Linked DNA regions of Homo sapiens: all the other regions are linked to region 3. Evidence: chromatin contacts called from ENCODE Hi-C or POLR2A ChIA-PET data. All regions are on one chromosome and are shown on one strand. The core of a region is the stretch at or near the end of the contact, and the rest is flanking DNA. Distances in the headings are between cores, read along the strand shown. Region 1 holds the start of EXOSC10-AS1 (EXOSC10 antisense RNA 1). Region 2 holds the start of KLHL21 (kelch like family member 21). Region 3 holds the start of ENO1-AS1 (ENO1 antisense RNA 1).

Evidence for each region. Hi-C counts contacts between places; a loop is a spot of excess contacts on that map. ChIA-PET counts read pairs that join two places held with the same protein, here RNA polymerase II (POLR2A). Pooled maps may share reads with other maps.
Region 1: a pooled map shows a loop between it and region 3 (8-fold over the local background). The contact joins the promoter of EXOSC10-AS1 here to the promoter of ENO1-AS1 in region 3. A Hi-C loop is called at or near these places in 2 of 50 pooled maps. POLR2A ChIA-PET finds 5 or more read pairs at or near these places in 2 of 52 experiments (PC-3 and WTC11).
Region 2: a pooled map shows a loop between it and region 3 (10-fold over the local background). The contact joins the promoter of KLHL21 here to the promoter of ENO1-AS1 in region 3. A Hi-C loop is called at or near these places in 2 of 37 single-sample maps with no recorded cell type and 9 of 50 pooled maps. POLR2A ChIA-PET finds 5 or more read pairs at or near these places in 1 of 52 experiments (activated CD4-positive, alpha-beta T cell).

What each region holds. Positions count from the first base shown.
Region 1 is chr1:11,097,740-11,101,260 of GRCh38, forward strand. EXOSC10-AS1 (EXOSC10 antisense RNA 1) reads left to right here and starts at 1,936. Exons shown (of 2, transcript NR_135062.1): 1 at 1,936-2,075. EXOSC10 (exosome component 10) reads right to left here and starts at 2,130. Exons shown (of 25, transcript NM_001001998.3): 1 at 1,982-2,130; 2 at 281-417. The coding sequence starts at 2,092. RefSeq lists enhancers at 1,296-1,858, 1,510-1,569, 1,859-2,419 and a silencer at 1,471-1,672.
Region 2 is chr1:6,601,433-6,605,068 of GRCh38, forward strand. It overlaps KLHL21 (kelch like family member 21), which reads right to left and starts at 1,437. Exons shown (of 4, transcript NM_014851.4): 1 at 365-1,437. The coding sequence starts at 1,385. LOC107984913 (a long non-coding RNA gene) reads right to left here. Exons shown (of 2, transcript XR_001737882.3): 2 at 2,015-3,215. RefSeq lists enhancers at 1-92, 123-172, 1,933-2,022, 2,043-2,202, 2,243-2,392 and silencers at 433-512, 693-852, 1,453-1,842, 2,807-3,155.
Region 3 is chr1:8,877,137-8,880,258 of GRCh38, forward strand. ENO1-AS1 (ENO1 antisense RNA 1) reads left to right here and starts at 1,699. Exons shown (of 2, transcript NR_038351.1): 1 at 1,699-1,824; 2 at 2,429-2,749. It overlaps ENO1 (enolase 1), which reads right to left and starts at 1,550. Exons shown (of 12, transcript NM_001428.5): 1 at 1,444-1,550. RefSeq lists enhancers at 387-979, 980-1,573, 1,574-2,165 and silencers at 924-1,043, 1,254-1,303, 2,024-2,273.

The sequences.
Region 1 (3,521 bases), core at 686-3,185, 2.2 Mb after region 3:
ATCTTGGCTCTAAGTGTTCACGTCCCATTTAATTAAAAAAGATTTGTACAAAAGTCAATATATTTTTTCAGTACAAAAGTCAATACATTTTTTAAAGGCTAAACTAAAAATATACCAAGTAATATTTCCCTAATCAAAATCCATTGCTTCAATTTTCACATTTTATAGCTCTTCATACCACAGAAAATGTTTAAGGAAAAATAAATTTCAGGAAAAATTTATCTACTTCTTTGTTTTCATTTCTTTTCACTAACACAAGAAAACAAAGTACAGTACTTACCACTGAAGCAACCTGTCTCCCTGTGTTTCGCAAAATGCTTGGAAGCCAGGAAAACTTCGGTAAAAATCATACTCATCGCCAAACTGTGGTAGGCCCCCAGATGCCTTGGTGACTGCCACCACGGACCCAAGAGCAAACTGTCAAAAACAAGAAAAGATGGCATGTTTACACAGGGATCCCCATTCATTTGGTATGTCATTTTTTTGATCTATCGTATACAAGGTATCTACTCTTCATCCATCAAAAAAAGCACTCATTTAGTGCCAAACCCCAATCTAATCTAGGCCCTGAGAATACAATACTGAACAGGAAACCAAGTTTGGAGCTTATATTCTTGGGAGAGTTGAGAGACAGAATACATACGTATATAATCTGATTAATATTCACAAATACCTGGGGTTGAATCTTGACTCTGCTACGTATTAACTGAGATCTTGGACAAGTGATTGCTTTATTTGGACTTTAGTGTTCTCCTCTGAGAAACAGGAAAAATAAAAAGGGCCTGCACCACAGAGTTTTTGTGAGGACAGAATGAATAAGCTAATAAAAGCACTTAGGACAGTTCTTGGCACATAAGCGTTATTATTACGACTCAAGTTCAGATCCAAGAGCTTTCTACAGGAATTTGTTTTTGTGTTTTCATCTGGATGAGCATCTAAAAACAATACAAGCTTATCCTAGATCCTTGGACGACAAATTTATAACAGCTACTATCTAAAACTGGATTTGTGTTTATTGTTCAGTTAGTGTCAAGTGGTTCTCTATTTTAACTGTTGTGAGGTAACGAAAAAAAGCCGTGAAGTGACATAAATGATGGCTGATCATGTGAAGGCCTAAAACGTCATTGTGAGTTTTGTGAATAAACATTTCCCAAGAAAAAAGCAGAGAAAGGAGGTGGGAAATTAAGTCACGGAGGGGAACATGGTAGCTTATGAGCATGACCGCCACACAACCAGGACCACAGTTAGTGGTCCAGGAACTATTGAGAGCCATGTTAATGAATCAATAGCATTAGCTAACAGCAAATTAGATAAGATACAACGTTAGTGGAATTTCTGTAAATTTATAGGGTTAATTTACAAATTATTTTAGTTTCATTGCTTTGTAAGAGCTATGCACACCTTAAGCCTAGTTGTACGTTTGCTCATATTTAAGCTAAGTTATACAAAGATCTTAAGTGAACGCCCTGTATACCTTCCAGGAGTTACTAATAAACGTGCAATGGGGCTTTAACAGGTGACATTTAACTCAGGGTTAAAAATTATGTAGGACTGGACTTCAGAAACAGAGGAAGAGAAGGGCCATACTGGCCGCGGGAGGAGACAACTCCAGGCAAGTGTGGGGAGCGCGAAGAAGCCGAGCCCCTGCGGAGAGCTGGTCGGGTGGCTAGGGCGTGGCGAGCGCGACGTCGCAAGGGCTAGGGACGTCTGGGTGGCAAGGAAGCCTTTCCCAGGATGCGAGACGGCTTTCCACATTTGGGCCTCCATGGACTTAGGCTCGCAAGCGGGACGCCCCTCAGTGTCCGTTTCCGAGGCCCCATCCCCGGAGGGTGCAGGAGAGTCTGCGCCCAGCGCGGACAGGGGCCCCGCGACCCTCGCTCGGGCTCCACTACGGCGGGCGGGCATTGGCTGCCCAGAGGGCCCAGTCGGCTTCCGGCGGCCGCGGGCGACTCCTGGTACCCCCGAGGCCCCGCGAACTCACCTTCACAAAGCTGTCGGCGTCCGGGAAGCCTGGCAGCACCATCTCTCCGTCGGATTTGGTTGCGCTGGTCGCCGACAGGACCCTGGGCTCCCGGGTACTGGGTGGCGCCATTTTTTCAGCCTGCACGGCTCGTCTCGCGAGAGCTTGTCGGCCGAGGAGACGGGACGCGTGCGCACCACGCATGCGCCAGGTCGAAGCGGCGGGCGGGGCGTCTGATTATAGTGTGGGGAGCCTGCGATTGGGGTGGGGCGCCTGCGATTAGGTTGGGAAGCCTGCGTTTAGGGTGGGGCACCTGCGATTAGGTTGGGAAGCCTGCGATTAGGTTGGGAAGCCTGCGATTAGGGTGGCACTTTCGAGCGCTCTGGTGTGAATTTCACGTTCTTTTACCTCATATTGTATCATCCCAACAACCCTGTGATCTAGGGTGCGGCCTGGAGGACCTGACTATCACATATATTTTTGACACGAGGTTTGCCCAATCTGGTTTCGAACTCTTGGGCTCAAGAGATCCTCCCACCTTAGCCTGCGAAGTAGCAGGGACCCCAGGCGAGGGCCACGATCCCCGCTTATCCTCGTGTTTATTTAAAAATTTAAAAAACAAACAAACCGGGATTACCGGGAGTGGTGGTGCGCATCTGTAGTCCCAGCTGCTCGGGAGGCTGAGGTGGGATGGTTGCTTGAGCCGAGGAGGTGGAGGCTCCACTGCACTCCAGCCGGGGTGACAGGATGAAACCCTGTCTCAAAAATTTCTTTTTAAGGTTATGTTTTTGAGGCTGGGCGCCGTGACTCACACCTGTAATCCCAGCACTTTAGGAGGCCGAGGCGGGTGGATCACCTGAGGTCGGGAGTTGGAGACCAGCCTGGCCAACATGGTGAAACTCTGTCTATACTAAAAACACAAAAATTAGTCGGGCGTGGTGGCACATGCCTGTAATCCCAGCTACTCGGGAGGCTGAGGCTTGAGCCCGGGAGGTGGAGGTTACAGTGAGCCGAGATCGAACCACTGCATTCCAGCCTGGGCAACAGAGTGAGACCTTGTCACAAACAAACAAAAAAAACCATGTTTTTGGGACAAAGTTTCACTCTTGCTCTCCCAAAGTGCTGGGATTACAGATACGAGTCATCAGCGTGCAGCCTATTTTTATTTTTATTTTTTTTGAGATGGAGTCTCACTCTGTTGCCCAGGCTGGAGTGCAGTGACGCAATCTTGGCTCACTGCAACCTCCCGCCTCCCGGGTTCAACGAATTCTCTTGCCTCAGCCTCCCGAGTAGCTGGGATTACAGGCGTGCACCACCACGCTCGGCTAATTTTTTTCGTATTTTTAGTAGAAACGGGGTTTCACCATATTGGCCAGGCTGGTCTCGAACTCCTCACCTTGTGATCCTCCCGCCTCGACCTCCCAGAGTGCTGGGATTACAGGCGGAGCCACCGTGCCTGCCCTGTTTATTTTTTTTTTTTGAGACAGAGTCTCACTCTGCTGCCCAGGCTGGAGTGCAGTGGTGCAATCTCAGCTCACTGCAACCTCCGCTTCCTAGGTTC
Region 2 (3,636 bases), core at 187-2,686, 2.3 Mb before region 3:
GGCCTCCTGCCCGTCCCTGGATTCCTTAAGGAGAAAAAGAAAGCACCCATTGTGCGGGGTGAATGCCCCAGTATCTTCCAACCAAGTGGGGAGGCACCTCCTGGGCACGGAGTTGGCTCAGCCTGGCAGCCCCGGCCGCACGGGGCACAGAGACCCACAAGCAGCTACTTGTCCCGGCTCACACAAGGGGCCCTTCTTCAAGGTTAAAAGTATCGCCCAGAGACATGTAGTCACCAGAGCCCCAGCTTGGACTCAGGTGCGCCCCTAGGATTCCAGGCTCTGTGCGCTTCCCCCGCGAATAGCTGGGCTCCCGTACCGGCGAGGTTCAACCCCAGAGAGCCTGCCCAGCCCCTGGCCCACTCACCCGTCACGTAGATGTCATTGCCCAGCGCCACGATGCTGTAGCCTCCGCCCAGGTGGTCTGGGAACTCGGCCAGGTAGCGCCACTGACCCGTCTGCGGGTTGTAGCAGTCGACAGTGACCAGCTCGTCACAGTCCTGGTCGCAGCCGCCCACGAGCACGAGGATCTCGGCGAGACCGGTGGACGGGCGAGGACGCATTCGGGGACAGGGCCCGCGGTCGTGGCGGTCGTAGCGCGCCGCCTGGAAGTCGCGCGCCTCGCGCAGCAGGCGCAGGCAGGGTGGGCAGCGCGCCACCAGCGGCTCGGCCTCGACGTGCGCCAACAGGTAGAAGCGGCGCACGAAGGGCAGGCGCACGGCCTCCAGCAGCTGCGGCCAGTGCGCGGCGCGGCGCGGCGGGTCAGCGCGGACCCAGCGCAGCGCCAGCTGGTAGGCGGCCTCCTCCTTGGGCACACACAGCCCGTCGTCCCGCAGGTAGCGCAGCAGGCGCGCCAGTGGCAGCCGCTCCAGCTGCTCGGCGCCCAGCTCGCCCACGTGGCGCAGAATGAACCGCTGCGCCGCGCTCGCCAGTCCCGAGCAGCTGAAGGCCTCAGCGAAGTCCTGCATGTCCAGGCAGTTGGCCAGGTCGAGCTGCTGCTGCAGGAAGGCCCCGCACGCCTCCTTCACGGCCGGGAACTGCAGCAGGTCGGCGGCGCGCAGCAGCGGCTCAGCGTTGTCGCCGCTTACCGCCACGCGGCCCGTGTAGCTGAAGTCCAGCAGCAGCTGCAGCATGTCGGGAGGCACTCCGTGCAGGCGCACCCGCTCGGCGCGGCTCTCGCGCAGCTGCCCCGCGAACATGGCGCGGAAGTAGGGGCTGGCGGCGGCCAGCACCGCACGGTGCGCCGGGAAGTCGCGCCCGCCCGCCGCCTCCAGGGTCACGTCCAGGAACTTGCGCTCGGCGCGCAGCTGGCTCAGGCCGCGCAGCAGGCTCAGGGCGTGCGCGGGGTCCGAGAAGGGAAGCACGGCCAGGGGCGCCGGTCGCTCCATGGCGCCTTCGATAGGTTGTCGAGGACGCCGCGGCCGGGGCCTGCGGAGAGACGCGGCGCGCTAGGCACCGCTGCTATAAATAGGGCGGGGCGCCGCGGCTCTCGAGGGGCGGGATGGGCGGGGAGACGTCTGCACCGCCCCCTTAACCCCTCTGTGCCGGGCGCCACCGCCCCCCGCGAGCGCGGGCTCGCCTGTCCCCCGCGCGGCGCCCGCCCCCGGCTCCGCAGGCTGAGTCACCGCTGTCCGCGGCCGGCTCCCTCCCTCCGCCCTTCTGCGTCTCCCCGCTGACGCCCGGGCCGGGGACAGCGAGTGACAAGTGCCAGGTCCGAGGGCGGCCTCGCCGCGCGCCGGGACCGGGGGCCTCCCGGGGTTGCCCACGACCCACCCGGCCCGGCTGCTGAACCCAACCCGGGAGAGGCGAGCTCGGCCCTGAAACCAAAGCCACCCCTCCTTTCACGCCAGACTTCCCAAGGGCGCCGGCCCAGGTCCCGGGGCGGCTGGGTACAATGGCTTTTTGTTTTGCTTTTGAGTTCCACTAGTTTCAAGGGTTGCTAGTTAACCCCATCACGGGACACACTCAAAGGATAGGCTTTTTACCATTCTGGACCAAAGCAAGAACGCGTATAAAGTTTTTCGGTGACGTTTTTTTCTTGGCGCATTTATAAGCGACCCGGGGCCGGATTCCAGGAGTCGGCCCCACTCCTGTGTTCCTGAAGGAGCTTCTGACTCAATCACACAGGCGTTAACTTTAGTCGGCTTCACGCGCAGTTGTAGTTTCCGAGTCTGCGTCGCAGCTGCAGGCTCCGGGGCTGCCCGCCCTAGGGGCTCCCGGGCCTCCCTGAAGCAGCTGCTCGGACTCCACGAGAGGGTAACTGGGTATAAAGAGCGAGGGCTCAAAGTCAGATAGGAGACCGCCTTGAAACTAGATGACGCCACTAAGCACAGTCCCGCCGTCACTTGTACTGCGGTGGGGAATGGTGAAAGAAGGAATCGCCCTTATTTTAGTTCCGATAGACACAGCACCACTTTGAATGTCACTTGTAGGGGAAAAAGAGCCCTCCCTTGGAGGCCATTTTTTCCTCAGTGGAAGGTAGGCTTTGCTCAGTTTTAGAAAAGACCCCTATTTCACCACCAGGACTGCTGCTTTGCAGAGAACACTTGGGTTTGTGCTGTTTTCCAGCCCCCCTACACCGGTGGGCCTTTGAGAACGCATTCCTGAGGAAGGCGCCCGCCCACGTGGGTCCCAGAGCAGGCCACGCGCATGGGAGCTGGCTATCATTTCCTGGTTCCAGCGAGGTCTAGGGCCGCGTAGCGTTTCCAGAAGACATTTTGTTTTTATTCCACCTCTGAAATGAGAACCGCAGGCTTTCTCTTCTACTTAAGAGTTTCACGTCATTTTGCCATAAGAATGCATCTGGTCTGAATTTCAGGGTGAGCATGGGCAGCACAGGCCCAAATCAGAAAACATTCAGGTACCCAGGCGGGCCGCCTGTTGCCCATAGAAGGACTGTTCACACAGCTATTCAAGGCAGCGGCAGCATTCCTGGGCCCAGGAGCAGGGCCAATAGCTTCCTTGCACAGGCTTTGTGACAAGAAAGGCTGAGTAGCCAGGAAGTGGAATGTTTGTAGGGAAAAGAACTCCCGTCCCCTGGGTCAGCTTACCCATCTTGCGTAAGTCCAGTGATTAAATCAATAATGTTTCCATAGTTGAGGATTGAGTACGGTTTTTCTGTATTCCCAATAACAGGGATTTTTAAACATCATATTTCAGTCTTACTATGTAGCCTTGAAGAATAATGATGTATTTATTGAAATGGAAAGATGTTTGAGCTATAAAGCGAAAAATCAGATTACTCATTGTATGACCCAAATTGATTTATATGTATTCATATGCCTAAAAAAATTTATTAAGTTAACATTTTCGGCCAGGCGCCGTGGCTCACGCCTGTAATCCCAGCACTTTGGGAGGCCGAGGTGGGTGGATCACCTGAGGTAGCGAGTTCGAGACCAGCCTGGCCAATATGGCGAAACCCTGTCTCTACTAAAAATAAAACAATTATAATTAGCTGGGTGCTGTGGCGCACGCCTGTAATCCCAGCTACGCGGAGGCTGAGGCTGGGGCAAGATTTCTTGAGGCCAGGAGTTTGAGACCAGCCTGGGCAACATAGTGGGACCCAATATTTTGTCTCAACAAAAAGTTTTCAAATTGGCCAGGCGTGGTGGCATGCACCTTTAGTCTCAGCTACTTGGG
Region 3 (3,122 bases), core at 449-2,948:
TTAGTAGAGATGGGGTTTAGTAGAGTAGGATGGTCTCGATCTCCTGACCTCGTGAGCCACCCACCTCGGCCTCCCAAAGTGCTAGGATTACAGGCGTGAGCCACCGCGCCTGGTCGATTTTTGTATTTTCAGTAGAGACGGGGTTTCACCACGTTGGTCAGGCTGGTCTCTAACTCCCGACCTCAGGTGATCCTGAGGAGGCCCACCTCGGCATCCCAAAGTGCTCGGATTACAGGCGTGAGCCACCGCGCCCGGACCATTCACAGCTTTTTTAGCTGCCTGGATGGAACCCCGAATTAGGGACACGGTAAATGAATGGAGCAGTCAGGGCCCGGGTGGGCCTGAAAGGCAAGTGAAGCAATGGACCCTACCGCCCAGAGAAGCGCACAGAGCAGGGGAACATTGAACAGGAAGCTTTCTTAAAATACATCCTTCTTGGCCTAGCGCGGTGGCTCACGCCTGTAATCCCAGCACTTTGGGAGGCCGAGGCGGGCGGATCACCTGAGGTCGGGAGCTCAAGACCAGCCTGGCCAACATGGTGAAACACCGCCTCTACTAAAACAACAACAACAACAAAAAAAAAACAAAATTAGCCGGGCGTGGTGGCGCATGCCTGTAATCCCAGCTACTCGGGAGGCTGAGGTAGGAGAATCGCTTGAACCCAGGAGGCCGAGGTTGCGGTGAACCGAGATCCGAGATCGCGCAATTGCACTCCAGCCTGGGCAACAATAGCAAAACTCAAAAAAAAAAAAAAACCAAATCAGATCAGGCCCGATTTTTGGTGGCCAGCCGGGGAGCCGCTCTTGCCCAACTTGGGCGAGGTCGCCTGGAGGACTTGCCAATGATCTAACGGCTCTGCTGTAGGTTCCTCAAGAGGTGCCTTCTCGGAGTTAAATGAGTCACCGCTTACTAGGCAGAAGCGCGGGCCGCGAGCGCGGGCGAGAGGCGGGGGCTACCGGTGGGGGAGGGGGCCGCAGCCTCGTGGCCATCTCCACTATCGCCGCCCTCCTCCATTTTAGGAAGGGCCTGGCCTGAGTGGCCACCGCCGCTAAGTCTGCGTCTATCCCAAAAACCTTACACTTGGCTACGATGGAAAAGCAACTTCCACTCCCAACTCCCGCTGTGCTAAGCAGCTCGCGTGTGCAGCTCCCGACCTTCCCTGACAGTGACTCGGCCCCGCAGTCGGTAATCACGTGTTGATCTGCACTTTCCCCTCCAAAGAAATCGGGGGCCCAGCACGTGCGCCTGGCATTGCGCCCCCGCCCCGGGCCTCGGGGTGAGCGGGGGCGCCAGTTCCCACCCAGGGAGGCGGCTTGCACGTGCCCCCGACCCCGCCACGCTGGGCCTGCGGGCGCGCCGCCTCCCTCGGAGGGAAAAGAGCCCCACAAGCCCAGAAAAGCCCTGCGCCGCCTGCCCGTTGCTCAGCCCTTCCCCAATCATTACCTAGCCACTGGGTCTCGTCGCCTAGGAGAGGAAGCGGAGGGTGCTGCAGACACCGAGGTGAACGTAAAGCCGGCGAGATCTCCGTGCTCCGGGTACCCACAGATACTGTCCGCGCCGCCCGCGCCGACTTCCTGCCTAGCTAAGGCGAGCCCCACCCACTTCCCGCCTCCGGGGCACGCCCCCTCAGCTCCGCCTCGCCATTCGTCGGGAGAGCCGTCACTCATTCCCTCACCTCCCGGAAAGGGGTGGGACTGCGACGGCTGCAGTAGCGTGGAAAGGGGGGTGACGTCCCGCGGACTTGAGGCGGGCAGATCTGGGGGGCCCCGACTCCCCAGCGGCCCTGTAGTGGTGCGGGCGAAACTCTGGCCCCAGATAGGACCGGTGAGCCGAACTGGGGTGTGCGGAGCCGGGGCTCCGGGGGATGGCCCGGGGCGGCGTGGCGGGCATGAGAGCTCGGGGCTCCGTCACGTACTCCGAGTCCCGCACGCACTCAGCGTCGCTCTGGGGCCCCACGTCCGGCCCTCGACCTTGCTGACAACTTTGGCGGCCCGGGCCTGCCGCGGCCCTCCTGCCCCGCCCCTCCTGCCTCGCGCCGCGATCCGAGAGACCCCGTTGGCGTCGAGTCGTTGAGAGGCTGCGCGCCTCGGCCCCACTCCGGGGTTGGGGCGCTGGCCCCGCCGCAGCGCTGCGTGTCCGGGGCCACGTGCGCCGCCTGCGCCTGCGCGCTGCCCTCCAGCCGCGCCCGTCTGGCCGGGCTCCGCCTGGCACCCGCCAAGGTGACCCTGTCCCTTTCTCCTTGCTGCGGTGAGAATCAGGCCGAGACAGCCAAAGGAAGGTTCACTTTCCTTTAATTCTACCTCATACTTTTTGAGTGCCTTCTAGGTGTCCGGCGCGCCCCCACGTGCTTCCCCAGTGTTAATTCATTCTCTCTCTAGTCCATGTCATGTTGCCTCTCAAATTTTACATCCCTCTCATTCCCATCTAGGGAACTAGATCAAACCTACCTGGATTCTTGTGAACCATTCATGTGAATTATTTGGAACTGGAATTTCACACAGACCCGGGGAATTTCTCAAAGTTCAAGACGGGTCATATTCCGTGGAATACGGAAGGAGTTGGAGTGATTTCACTTTTCTGATCAAGAACTGATAGCCATTAAAACTCAGCTCCGCAATATATCCCCCCACTCCAAGGGAGGGCTGAGATGATCACTTCGTTTTCTGTTACGGCTACTTTTATATTTTTCAACATTACTGCTGGTCTGTAAGAGAACTAAAACATCTGATTTTCCTCATTTCCTTGTAAAGAGGTGTTCAAATATGTACTTGAATTTAATTATTTCTTCTGGTCAGCTGCAAAACCTGCTTTTCTTCCTTAACCCCTAGCATTTTTATCCTCTTAGCTACAGACAGGTTTCCATGGCGTTGGTTAAAAATTAAGGCCTATTGAGACCATAGTATTTGCTTTCCAGTGAGTAAGAAGCAAGAACTTTAGGATTAAATTCAGCAAAAAGAAAAAAAAAAAGAGTAAAATTTTGCAAGCAGAGTTTGTGATTTCACCAGCAACACACTAACGTTTTTGGCTACTGAAAACCACTATCCCCAGCCCCATGACTCAGCAGCTAAATCAACAGCCAACATCTCCTACTGGTAAGGACTCTAAGAAATCAGGCACTTGGT